Regions from separate parts of the Homo sapiens genome. Here all the other regions are linked to region 1. Evidence: chromatin contacts called from ENCODE Hi-C data. All regions are on one chromosome and are shown on one strand. Each heading gives the region's core, a stretch centred on a gene start or an enhancer-like site at or near the end of the contact. The rest is flanking DNA. Distances are from core to core; before and after follow the strand shown. Region 1 holds the start of CDIPT (CDP-diacylglycerol--inositol 3-phosphatidyltransferase). Region 2 holds the start of SPNS1 (SPNS lysolipid transporter 1, lysophospholipid). Region 3 holds the start of ZNF688 (zinc finger protein 688).

Region 1 (3,885 bases), core at 482-2,981:
GTGGGAGGGGTCAGGGACTGTAACCAGGCATAGTGGGGGCAGCGGTTCTCTAGACACGGTGGTCCTGAGGCAGGGGGTTACCGCGTTTGGATATCTGAGTCGCTTGGTCTTGTGACTGCTTTTTTTTGATGGGCACAGGGTTCAAGTGGCAGCAAGCAGTGCACAAAGCCTCCTCCATGAGTTCTGCACTGATCTGGGACAGGTATTCCTCAGAACGAGATAACGAAGCCTGGGAAAGGAAAAGCCGGAGGGGTTCAGCCTGGGAGCTCCCACATGGGAGTGCTGGCTGTGGGAGTTCCCAGGCTGGGGCCTGTGGGTCCAAGGAGCTTGCTCCTGAAGGACTGGGCCTTGAGATTTAGCTAGAAAGCTCTGGACCTGGGGGAGGGGGGTTTGGTGGGGGTTTAGAGTCAGGGCCTAGTGCTGAGAGCTATGAGTCGGGGCTTCAGGACTCAGGGTTGAGGCTAGAGTCTCAGGGCCCGTGGCTCAGACCTGGCACGGGGTGCCTCTGCCTGGGAGGCTTTCACTTCATTACATTCCCACCTCTAGGGTTCCCTGCAGTGCTCACCGGACCTCCTCTCAAGGAGGGTGCAGCTTGAGATGGCCAGCTGCTCTTCTTCTCCCCCTCATTCCCCATCGGAGTGGACGCCATCCCCCTGGGAACAGTCGAAGCCTGAGTTGACCTGAGAAACCAGCCCGCTTTCCCCCAGAACCCAGTCCACCACCATTCCCCGGGCCCAGGTTTAAACAAGGCCTTTAGAGGAAACATCCCGCTGCCTCATTCCCTCTCACAAGAAAAAATAATAATAATAATAAAGGTTGCTTTATATCTTCGGGAGTGAGAGGGAACTCCCGCAACCCCCTACCCCTCACCCCTTCGCCTGGTGGGCCTCTCCTTCCTTCTTCCCTCCCAAGCACCTTCCCAAGCCGAGGCAGCCGACTTGACGCCCCAGACCTGGCAGATGGGTGGAAACCTTGGGCTACTCGGCAAAAGGAGAGACGTGGAGGCCTAAGGACCTCTGGTATAGGTCGTGGGGGATGGAGAATGGGAGATGGGGAGGAAGGCTGGAAAAGGGGGAGCCGGCTCCGTGTCGCTACCGGACGCTATAAAACCCTTGGAGTCTGCAGAGGTTCCGCAGCCTCGTTGCTAGGAGATCAGGGGTTCTAGAACTAAAGACAGAGGAATTTCCTAGCGCGCCCCGTTTGCTCCTCCAGCCTCCCCTCCGTACCCCTCCAGGTGCCTCCTTGAGGGCAGTGACCCCAAGCGCCAGACGCTTGAGAAGCTTGGGAGGATGACGTAGGGTGGAGCCTGCGACCTAATCCTCCCATCACAAGGGGCACGCGAAAAGCAACCCATCTGCAGGGCGCTCTGGAGCCTCTCTAGCCGCCTAGAGCCTGCGAGAGCAAAGGCGGCTGGAGACTTAGGGGGCGGGGAGTAAAGTGAGGACTGCACCAAATCTCCTGGCCTCTTGGGGACGCAAAGACTCAGGAGGAGGAATTTTATCGCCTTATCTTTGCCTCCAGGAAGTCATACCCTCCACAAAAGGAAAGCAGAGATTTTTATTCGGTCTTCTCTTTTACCCTTTCCTTTTCCGTTTCTAACTTTGCTTGACGTTAATGGTTCCTTCCTCCCTCTCCTCCTCTGCGCTTTGGTACGAGCCAAGGGAGAGGGGCGGAGGGAGGAAAAGGGAAAGGAAGCCGACAGGCCTTAAAGGGGCCGCAACTATTTTTTTAAGCCACTTTTTCCTCTCTCCAATTTTGCAACGACGGGCGCGGAGGAGGAGGTTCCCGGAAGCCACGCGCAGCTGGAGCAGCGGCGACCGCAGCTGGAGGCCCGGAGCGCCTGCGGGGCTGGCAGAGGCGAGGGAGGTTGCGGGTAGGAAGGGCGGACTGCGCGCGCCCCCTGCGTCCCGCGCACCTCGGGGCCGGTCCATGCTCCCGACGGCTGCGGGCTTCAGCATCTGGGGCCAGGTTGGGGCGGCGGGGTCCAGGGCGCAGGTGGTGCGGCCGATGCGCCGGGCCGGAGGCTGAGGCCGCGCTGCGGGGCTGGGACAGCACTGGCATCTCCAGAGCAGGCCCGGGGCAGCAAGGGAGGCGCCGCGATGCCAGACGAAAATATCTTCCTGTTCGTGCCCAACCTCATCGGTGAGTGCTGCCCACGGCCCCGGGCCGAACGAGAGGGCGAGGGGCCTTGGCGGGCTCCCTGATCCTGCCCTGTCTCCCCGCGTCCCGTTCCAAGGTTATGCCCGGATTGTCTTCGCCATCATTTCTTTCTACTTCATGCCCTGCTGCCCCCTCACGGCCTCCTCCTTCTACCTGCTCAGCGGCCTGCTGGACGCTTTCGATGGACACGCTGCTCGCGCTCTTAATCAAGGTGACAGACACCCCTCTCAGCCAGCCTTGGGGTTCAACAATCCCCTCCTCCCTTCCCCTGCCTCCTCGGGACCTCAGAGTCAGAGGGCTGTCATTCCCATCTCTGGAAAAAGCAGAACAGGATGGCCTGGGGCTTTTTGTTTTGTGTTTTGTTTTTTTGTTTTTGAGACAGGGTCTCGCTCTGTCACTTAGGCTGGAGTGCAGTGGCGCGATCATGGCTCACTGCAGCCCCCATCTTCTGGGCTCAAGTAATCCTCCCACCTCAGCCTCCTGACTAGCTGGGACTACAGGAGCGTGCCACCACACCCGGCTAATTTTTAAATTTTTGTAGAGACTGGGTCTTGCAGTGTCGCCCAGATTGGTCCCCAGCTCCTAGCCTCAAGCGATCCTCCTGCCTTGCTCCCAAAGTGCCGCGCCCAGCAAGAATGGACTGATTTTGTAGCAAAAGGAATTTAAGCTAGCTCTTGAGAACTCACTGCTTGTGAGAGGTGTGGATTAGCAAGACATGACATGGCGGTGGCGCTGCTGGAGGTCTCTCTGAATACAAGTCCATTCAGGCCAGGGGCGGTGGCTCACGCCTGTAATCCCAGCACTTTGGGAGGCCGAGGTGGGTGGATCACGAGTTCAGGAGTTCGAGACCAGCCTGGCCAACATGGTGAAACCCTGTCTCTACTAAAAATACAAAAATTAGCGGGCTTGGTGACGCGTGCCTGTAATCCCAGCTACTCGGGAGGCTAAGGCAGGAGAATTGCTTGAACCCGGGAGGCGGAGGTTGCAGTGAGCCAAGATTGCGCCATTGCACTCCAGCCTGGGCGACAGAGCAAGACTCTGTCTCGGAAAAAAAAAAACAAAAAACAAAAAACAGTGTATTCAACAGGTGTTTACTGGAGGCCTACTGTGTGCCCTGCATAAGCAGTTGGGGTTCCAGAAGGCATGCTTAGAGGGAGGATGGAGAGGGAAGGGTGATGGCTTCTGGAGGGTTGACTAATTTTTTAATCTGTTCTCCAGACCCAACTGTAAGGCTTCCCCTGAGGCATCAAGTCTCTATCTAGCCCTGGAGTCTTGGTTCTGGGGTTGATGAGTTGCAGACATAGCTTTCCTCTCCTCCTACCCTGTTCCCTCCACTCTCATGCCTTTCTCAGTTCATGCCATGGTGACCTTTGCCCACTGACCTCACACACAGCCTGTTTTCTAGCCTGCGTTCCTCCCCAGGCAGGCGGACACTTCCAGTCTTCGTTTACACCCTGCGTCAGAGTGATAAACCAAATATGGGCACCTGTCCTGCATCCACTGTGCCATAACAGCCCTTGCCCACCTAATCTTCCAGGAACCCGGTTTGGGGCCATGCTGGACATGCTGACGGACCGCTGCTCCACCATGTGCCTGTTGGTCAACCTGGCCCTGCTGTACCCTGGAGCCACGCTGTTCTTCCAAATCAGCATGAGTTTGGATGTGGCCAGTCACTGGCTGCACCTCCACAGGTCTGCTGCGATTCTGGGGGCCTGGGCCACTTGG
Region 2 (3,885 bases), core at 921-3,420, 890 kb after region 1:
TACTATCAGCTCCCAAGGCAAGGTCCTTGCCTGTATTGGCCATGACTGTGTTTCTTTCACTTACTTAACACACAGCCTAGTGCAAAACAGGTGCTCAATAAGCATGTGAAGAGAGTGAATAAATCCGGCTGCCTAGAAAGAGCTGCTGCTCTAACTCAACAACTCTTCAGAGGTTTGAAGACCTTGCCCTATGATCCCATTCTCATTGCTCCAGACTTCACCTCAAATACCTCCAGTTCCTCATTGGCCTGGAGTAGAGAAAAGAACACTGCAAGACCTGGTTTCAAATTCCTGTTCCGCCTCCAACTGGTGGTGTGACCCTGGGCAAGTCTTAACTCTTCTCCAAGCCTCAGTTTCTTTATAAGCTGTAGATATCACTACCTACTTCCTCTATAAAATAGGAACAGTAACACCTATTTTTGACTGATAGAAGGATTAGAAGACAAGGGGCATAAAAGTTCTTCGCAAAGTCCTACAGGTGTAATCATCACTTCCTCCAGGCCTGGCACACAATGAGTACTCAGAAATGGTTGAGAAATGAATGAAGGATGGAAGGAAGAAAAAGGGCTTGGCTCTAGCTTTGCCTCTCCCACAAGTCCCAAAGTTGTGAACAAGTAAAACACACCTCTCCCCATTCCAGACACCCTCTCCTGCCTTTACTTATTTATTTATTTATGAGATGGAGTCTCGCTCTGTCACCCAGGCTGGAGTGCAGTGGTGCGATCTCGGCTCACTGCAACCTCTGCCTCCCGGGTTCAAGTAACTCTCATGCCTCAGCCTCCCAAGTACCTGGGATTACAGGCGCTCGCTACCATGCCTGGCTAATTTTTGTATTTTTAGTACAGATGGGGTTTCGTCATGTTGACCAGGCTGGTCTTGAACTCCTAACTTCAAGTGATCCACTCATCTTGGCCTCCCAAAGTGCTGGGACTACAGGCGTGAGTCACCACACCCAACCCTCCTGCCATTATTTACTGGGTGTCTACCATGTGCCAAACACTGCACTAGGCCCTTCACAGACAATCTTTTAGTTAATCTTCACATCAGTCCTAAGAGATGATTCGTGTTATTACTTGTTCCATCTTATAGACAAGGAAAATGAGGCTTAGAGAGGTTGAGTGCCTTGCCTACCATCACACAATAAGTGGAAGAGCTGAGATTTAAACCCAGGTCTGTCTTCACCTGGGTGAAGTTATACTTAGTTATACTAAACTGACTCCCTCTTTAAATGTGGTGTCCCGCTGACCCCCGAGCAACATCAGGGCCATCACCTCCCCTAACTGGCCACAAAACCTCCATTAATGAGCCCCTAGACAGGCCAGCGCGTGGCCCCACTTGAGACAGAACAGAAGGAGGAGCGGCTGTGTGACCAGGAGTGGTCCCCACTCACCGGTCTGGATGAGCCCAGAGCTACTGTCCCCGATGTTGAAGAACTGCTCGATGTCGGGAAGGACGCCTGAGGAGAAAATTCAGGATGGTCCGGCAAAGCAGCGCCACCCTCGGGACCCTGGCTCCCCTCTCCTAGACTATCTTCCTCCCAGAAGTGAGTCCCTACCAGCCACGGTGAAGCGGTCCATGTAGTTCAGGAGATTGATGTAGCACAGCACCGCCACTATGAGAGCCGAACGGCCGGGAGACAGGCCGGTGATGCGCTGCAGCCCCTCCTGGTCCGGGACCTCGGGCTCCTCGGACTTCGGGTTCCCCGTGGACCCTGGCAACCCCGGGGTGCCAGGCACTGGCCCGTCGTCCGGGTCATCCGCCTGGCTGAGGAAGGGCGCGGTGTCGGACCCGGCCATGGTCCCGGGGGGCCGCGCCCGCCCGCGCTCCGGTCCCACCGACGATCCCACCTGCGAGGGGAGGAGGCTGGAGAAAGGAGGATGGACCGAACACAGGCGAGGGAAGTGCGCCCGGAGACGGGGAGCTTGCCCTGAAGCACAGAGCACCACTGAGAAGGGACCCGGGCCCTGTCACGCCTCCCCGTCTCAGTAGACACACAGCGCGGAGGGGACGTGCGGAATACACGTGATGTCGGGGACAGGAGCGGGCTGAAGAGGGCACGATCCCACGCGGAGGCCACCCCTCACCCGGGGTAGGAGCCCGCTGCACTTGCTGTCGCTCAGCCCGGGCGCTGCACCACGGCAGCCGCCATGTTGCTTAAAGCCGGTCATGTGACGCGGGAGCCAGGGTGGAAGGGGTCCCCGCGGGCAAGCCTTCGACACGTGACCTGCCACCCGACTACGGAAGCCTCTTGGGCGTTCCGCCCGGGCTCACATGTCATGTGACGGCCGGCCGGTCGCCGGAGTAACCAGGAACTTTCCCAGACCCTGCGGTCCCTGGAGCGTCAAAAAGAGCGTCCCCGTGACTAGGTGGAGTCGCCTGCCCTTCCGAATCTCAGCTGTCTTATCTGGAACCCCCACGTGGCAGACTCCATCTTCATCAAACGGGATAATGGGGTCTCAAAAGGTTTTGGAAGTAGTAGATACCTCTAAAAGCCAAGGAGCAGCCCTAGTTCTCGGGAACCATCCTGTCTTCCTCCCAGGGTCTGGTTGGCGGCTTTTTACTCTCAATAAAGGATGGATGGATGGATGGATAAATGGATGGATGGAGCTTGAGCAGCGCGATGGATGGAGGATTGGAGGGACGGAGGGATGGACGGACGGACGGATGGAGCTTGAGCAACGCCCCGCCCTTTGTTGAGATTCCCCAACCCTGCTAGCCTTGTAAACTCCTGAGCCTTCACCGTGGACACTTAAATACCTATTAAAGGAAGCGTCTCCACCCGCCGCTCCTGGAGCATATTTTTCCTCACTCCAATCGGGATTGGAGCCCTTGCGCCCTCCGGTGGGCTTTTGTAGGGCAGGCAGGAGCTCCTAGCCTAAGGAGACTCCCAGCTGCAGGACTAGGGTCAAAGGGATAACTTGGGAGTGGTTCTTTAGTGGCACCCTATAATCTCCAAGCTACATCTAATAAAGCACTCTAAGTAAAATTAGTATAGTTCTGTGCAAATACAGCTTCAAGACCCATCTTTCAACCAGCCCTTAAAGGCCCTCTACTGAAATCCTGGAATCTCGTGGGGAGAGCATCCCCCAACCCCAAAACGCCTTGTTAGAAACTATTTCGAGTCCGAATACCCATAATTGGCTTTAACCCCCCCCCCCCCCCCATATTAGGTGCCTCGTGTTTCAGAACCTTAAGCTTGGTTTCCCCTGGCGGACAGGAACTTCAGGTTGCAGGCATTTAATTCCCTCAACAAGATATTATTGAACATGTATGTGCCTGGCATTTTACCAGGTTTCAGGGAAAGGCAGACTTACTCCCTTCCCTCGTGGAGCTTATCTAGAGAGTGATACGCATTGTAAATTGCACCTCTGAAGTGAAAAGGCAAGCCACAGGTTGAATGAAAATATTTACAAAGCATCTATCTGCCAAAGGACTTGTATCCATGTAAAGAACTCTTTTTTTTTTTCTTTCTTTCTTTTTTTGGAGACAGACGCTTGCTCTGTCACCCAGGCTGGAGCTGGAGTGTAGTGGCGGGATCTCGGCTCACTGCAACCTCCACTTCCGGGGTCCAAGCGATTCTTGTGCCTCAGCCTCCCAAGTAGCTGGGATAACAGGCACGTGCCACCACACCCGGCTAATTTTTTGTATTTTTGGTAGAGATGGGCTTTCAGCAGGTTGGCCAGGCTGGTCTTGAACTCCTGACCTCAAGTGATCTGCCCGCCTCAGCCTCCCACCGTGCTGGGATTACAGGGGTGAGCCACCATGCCCAGTGTCATTTTAATTTTTATATTTGTAGAGATGAGTTATCGCTATGTTGTCCAGGCTAGTCTGGAACTCCTGAACTCAAGCAATCCTCCCACCTCATCCTCCCAAAATGCTAGGACT
Region 3 (3,885 bases), core at 921-3,420, 710 kb before region 1:
ACATGGAGTGCAGTGAGGCAGTTCCAGAACTCAAGGTAATAATGTAAGCATATTAATAATATTTAATTATTAACAATTAATAATTAATCAATTAATAACATATGCATATGAGATCAGCAGGAGTCACACTAAAAGCCAAAAAGCATTTCAGGTGAAAAACAGCAAGGGTAGGCCAGAAAACACAAAGAAATCTTGACTGAAAAGTCAGCAATAAAAAACACTATTGAATAAAAAGGAAGGCTCGATATACTAGGGCTGGCAGGGGAGCCAAGCAAGTAGATCCAGAGCCAGAATGACAGCAGGGACCTGGTAGGCCTTGCTTGTTATCTCCAGCAACCAGCCCCACGCTTAGCAAACAGTATTCTGCATCCTGTATGATTGCAGGTATATTCCAAATGTGGGGATGAAGGCAACTAGTATTTACAGTCCAATGCCACCAGCCATGAGGATGACCCATCTTGGCTGAAAAATAAAGACCTTAAATCTAGGAAGCGGAAGATACAACCCAGGACAGCAGGAAGGGGAGACCCGGTATGAGAAGAACTGAGGCCCAACCCAGTTTAGAGAGGAGACTGAAGGCTAAAGGAGGAAGGTTTCCCAGGAAAAAAAAAATTAGGATTTGAAAGTTGATGCTATCTTTGATAATTTGGAACAACGTAAATAAGTAGAAATGGCAGGGCCGGGCGCCGTGGCTCACGCCTGTAATCCCAGCACTTTGGGAGGCTGAGGCGGGAGGATCACCTGAGGTCGGGAGTTCGAGACCAGCCTGACTTAATATGGAGAAACCCCGTCTCTACTAAAAATACAAAATTAGACGGGCATGGTGGCTCATGCCTGTAATCCCAGCTACTTGGGAGGCTGAGGCAGGAGAATCGCTTGAACCTGGGAGGCGAAGGTTGCGGTGAGCCTAGATAGCGCCATTGCACTCCAGCCTGGGCAAGCCGAGATAGCGCCATTGCACTCCAGCCTGGGCAACAAGAGTAAAACTCCTTCTCAAAGAAAAAGTAGAAATGGCTGGGAACCGTGGCGCATGCCTGTAATCACAGCACTTTGGGAGGCCGAGGCAGGAGAATTGCTTGAGGCCAGGAGTTCCAGACCAGCCTGGGCAACATAGCAAGACCCTGTCTCTGTTTTAAAATTTAAAAATTAGCCAAGCATTGGGTGTGCGCCTGTGGTCCCAGCTACTCGGGAGGCTGAGGTGAGAAGATCGCTTCAGCCCGGGAGGTCGAGTCTGCAGTGAGCTAGGATCGCACTGCTGGGCCACAGAGCAAGACCCTGTCTCAAAACAAACAAAAAATAAATTCATGTATGTTAGCAACAATTACTATTTAATTTAAAACTTCCCCATTCCGATTCCATCCTCACCAAGCACGTTCCTTCGCCTGCAGCTTCGGTCTAGAGCCTGAGCGAGCCGAGCTGCGGATGCCAGGGGCTGGGTGGACTCCGCAGCTAAGCTACTGTAAAACACGCACCTGCTTCTACCGCGGGTGTACACATGGTTTGCCAGGGTGTGCGCGTCTTCCCAAGGGGTCTGGGGACCAAATTCCAGCTCCCGCCATCGGGAGGCACGGTAAGAGACCGTAGGGGACACAATCCCGAGCACCGCAGATGCCGAGGTCTCCGCTGCGCTCCAGTCTGTCAACAGAGGCTTCAGGACCGCGGGGTCCCTTCAAATGCCCCGCCAGTCCCAGGCCAATCACCGCGCAGCTTCTTCCGGGATCGTCGCCAATCATCGGCCGTTGCGTATTGCGGGTACAGAGGGGTAAGTGAAGCTTCGGGCCCTTACATCTTTCTTGAAGGCAAGAAGCCTCTCCTCTACTTCCCAGACACCCCGCCTCCCCCACTAGAAAAAGCAGCCGAAGCGGCTTTATTTAAGGGCAAGTGGGACGATGAGGCCAGAGAAGTCAGAAAGGCTCCATATTTGATATGGTCAAATAATGGCGCCCTTAAGAGCAGCCTGTGACAATTGAAGGGTGGTCGCCATATTTTCAGAAGGCACCTTCCGGGTCCCTTAACCCGGGTGTCTATGTCCAAGCGGCCATGAAGTGAATAAACACTGAGGAATTATATTTGTCCCTATCAGAATCCTCGAATCCCTAGCAGCCAGTCCCTGCTACTTCGGTTGCCTCGGCTGCGTTCGGACGCCACGGCTGGGCGGGGCCGCCCTTCCTGTGGACAACGACAGCTGAGGCCGGGAGCGGGGAGGCGGCGGCTCCAGGGACCTGGCGGCCGCCGATCGGGGCTGCGAGGCCCCATGGCGCCGCCCCCAGCCCCGCTCCTGGCGCCGAGGCCCGGGGAGACCCGGCCTGGTTGCAGGAAGCCCGGGACTGTGAGCTTCGCGGACGTGGCCGTGTACTTCTCCCCGGAGGAGTGGGGCTGTCTGCGGCCCGCGCAGAGGGCTCTGTACCGGGACGTGATGCAGGAGACCTACGGCCACCTGGGCGCGCTCGGTGAGAGCCCCGGGTCCGAGCCCCCTCCTCCTTCACCGGGTTCACAGGGGAGATGATGTAGAAGGGCCGAGAGGACTGTGAGCCCTAATCCCGCACTCTTGCACCAACACCAGCAGCCACCTCCCGTTCCCAGGGCTTCAGGTACCCCCTCGGGAGTGTTTTCACCCGCATCCATTTCATTCAGGCAGCAGCACTGCAGCCCCTTCCAGGTTGAGTATAAGCTCCGAGGGGGTGCCCTCAGCCTGGAGGGGAATGCCATCTTCCCACGATGGCCTCTCAGGCCCGCGCTGTGATCCCTGTTCTCTCCCAGGATTCCCAGGCCCCAAACCAGCCCTCATCTCTTGGATGGAACAGGAGAGTGAGGCTTGGAGCCCCGCCGCCCAGGATCCTGAGAAGGGGGAAAGACTGGGAGGAGCTCGGAGAGGTGAGGGATAGTCCCGGGTCCCCCCACTTGGTTTTCCAGGGCTTCCTGTCTAGCAGAGTTTCTTTTCAGGCCCCCACTTCCAGCATCCCTAAAGAAATTCAACTGTGTTGGGTACTAGAGGAGTAAAGAAGGCAGACCTGGTACAAAGTTTTCAGAACATGGGACAGCGGTCCTGTGAGGACTGGGAGCCCAGTCCAACCAGGCACTCCAGCCTGGGTGACAGAGTGAGACTCCGTCTCAAAAATAAATAAATAAATAAATAAATAAATAAATAAATAAATAAATAATAGCCCCTGCTTCCTGAGCACTTCCTAAGTGCTTAACATGCATCTACTCAGCTAAACCAGTAACGCTGTGAAGTCAAAAGCCATTATTATTCCCATTTGATGCATAAGGAACCAAGGCTCAGATAAGGCACTTTTAGGAGATCTGAATCCTGTTTACCTTGTTCTAAAGCCTGTGTGTTAATCACTGGACAGAACTTCCCTCACTGCCTTAAGTGAAAAGCATTCTATAACCTGAGACAGTCTGTGCAAAAGTGTTTGTAAGTGTAACTTAATTCCGGTTTCCCAGGAGATGTCCCAAACAGGAAGGAAGAGGAACCGGAGGAAGTCCCAAGAGCCAAAGGGCCTAGAAAGGCTCCTGTGAAGGAGAGTCCTGAAGTGCTGGTGGAACGCAACCCTGACCCAGCTATTAGCGTGGCCCCGGCACGGGCACAGCCACCCAAAAATGCTGCCTGGGACCCGACCACAGGAGCACAGCCCCCGGCACCCATACCCAGCATGGATGCTCAGGCCGGCCAGCGGCGCCACGTGTGCACGGACTGCGGCCGCCGCTTCACCTACCCCTCACTGCTGGTCAGCCACAGGCGCATGCACTCGGGGGAGCGGCCTTTCCCCTGCCCCGAGTGTGGCATGCGCTTCAAGAGGAAGTTCGCAGTGGAAGCGCACCAGTGGATCCACCGCTCCTGCTCCGGGGGGCGGCGGGGCCGGAGGCCTGGGATCCGGGCTG

The links. Hi-C counts contacts between places; a loop is a spot of excess contacts on that map. Pooled maps may share reads with other maps.
Region 2: a pooled map shows a loop between it and region 1 (9-fold over the local background). The contact joins the promoter of SPNS1 here to the promoter of CDIPT in region 1. A Hi-C loop is called at or near these places in 1 of 37 single-sample maps with no recorded cell type and 8 of 50 pooled maps.
Region 3: a pooled map shows a loop between it and region 1 (9-fold over the local background). The contact joins the promoter of ZNF688 here to the promoter of CDIPT in region 1. A Hi-C loop is called at or near these places in 5 of 50 pooled maps.

What each region holds. Positions count from the first base shown.
Region 1 is chr16:29,861,072-29,864,956 of GRCh38, reverse strand. CDIPT (CDP-diacylglycerol--inositol 3-phosphatidyltransferase) reads left to right here and starts at 1,731. Exons shown (of 6, transcript NM_006319.5): 1 at 1,731-2,142; 2 at 2,237-2,371; 3 at 3,698-3,851. The coding sequence starts at 2,100. It also overlaps the pseudogene CDIPTOSP. RefSeq lists enhancers at 1,073-1,610, 3,766-3,885 and silencers at 1,659-1,718, 1,729-2,038.
Region 2 is chr16:28,973,063-28,976,947 of GRCh38, reverse strand. SPNS1 (SPNS lysolipid transporter 1, lysophospholipid) reads right to left here and starts at 2,170. Exons shown (of 12, transcript NM_032038.3): 1 at 1,556-2,170; 2 at 1,391-1,456. The coding sequence starts at 1,796. RefSeq lists a silencer at 1,814-1,903, a cis regulatory region at 1,940 and enhancers at 1,856-2,025, 2,124-2,233, 2,314-2,433.
Region 3 is chr16:30,569,999-30,573,883 of GRCh38, reverse strand. ZNF688 (zinc finger protein 688) reads left to right here and starts at 2,170. Exons shown (of 3, transcript NM_145271.4): 1 at 2,170-2,450; 2 at 2,761-2,874; 3 at 3,448-3,885. The coding sequence starts at 2,255. RefSeq lists a silencer at 2,163-2,402 and enhancers at 3,265-3,828, 3,829-3,885.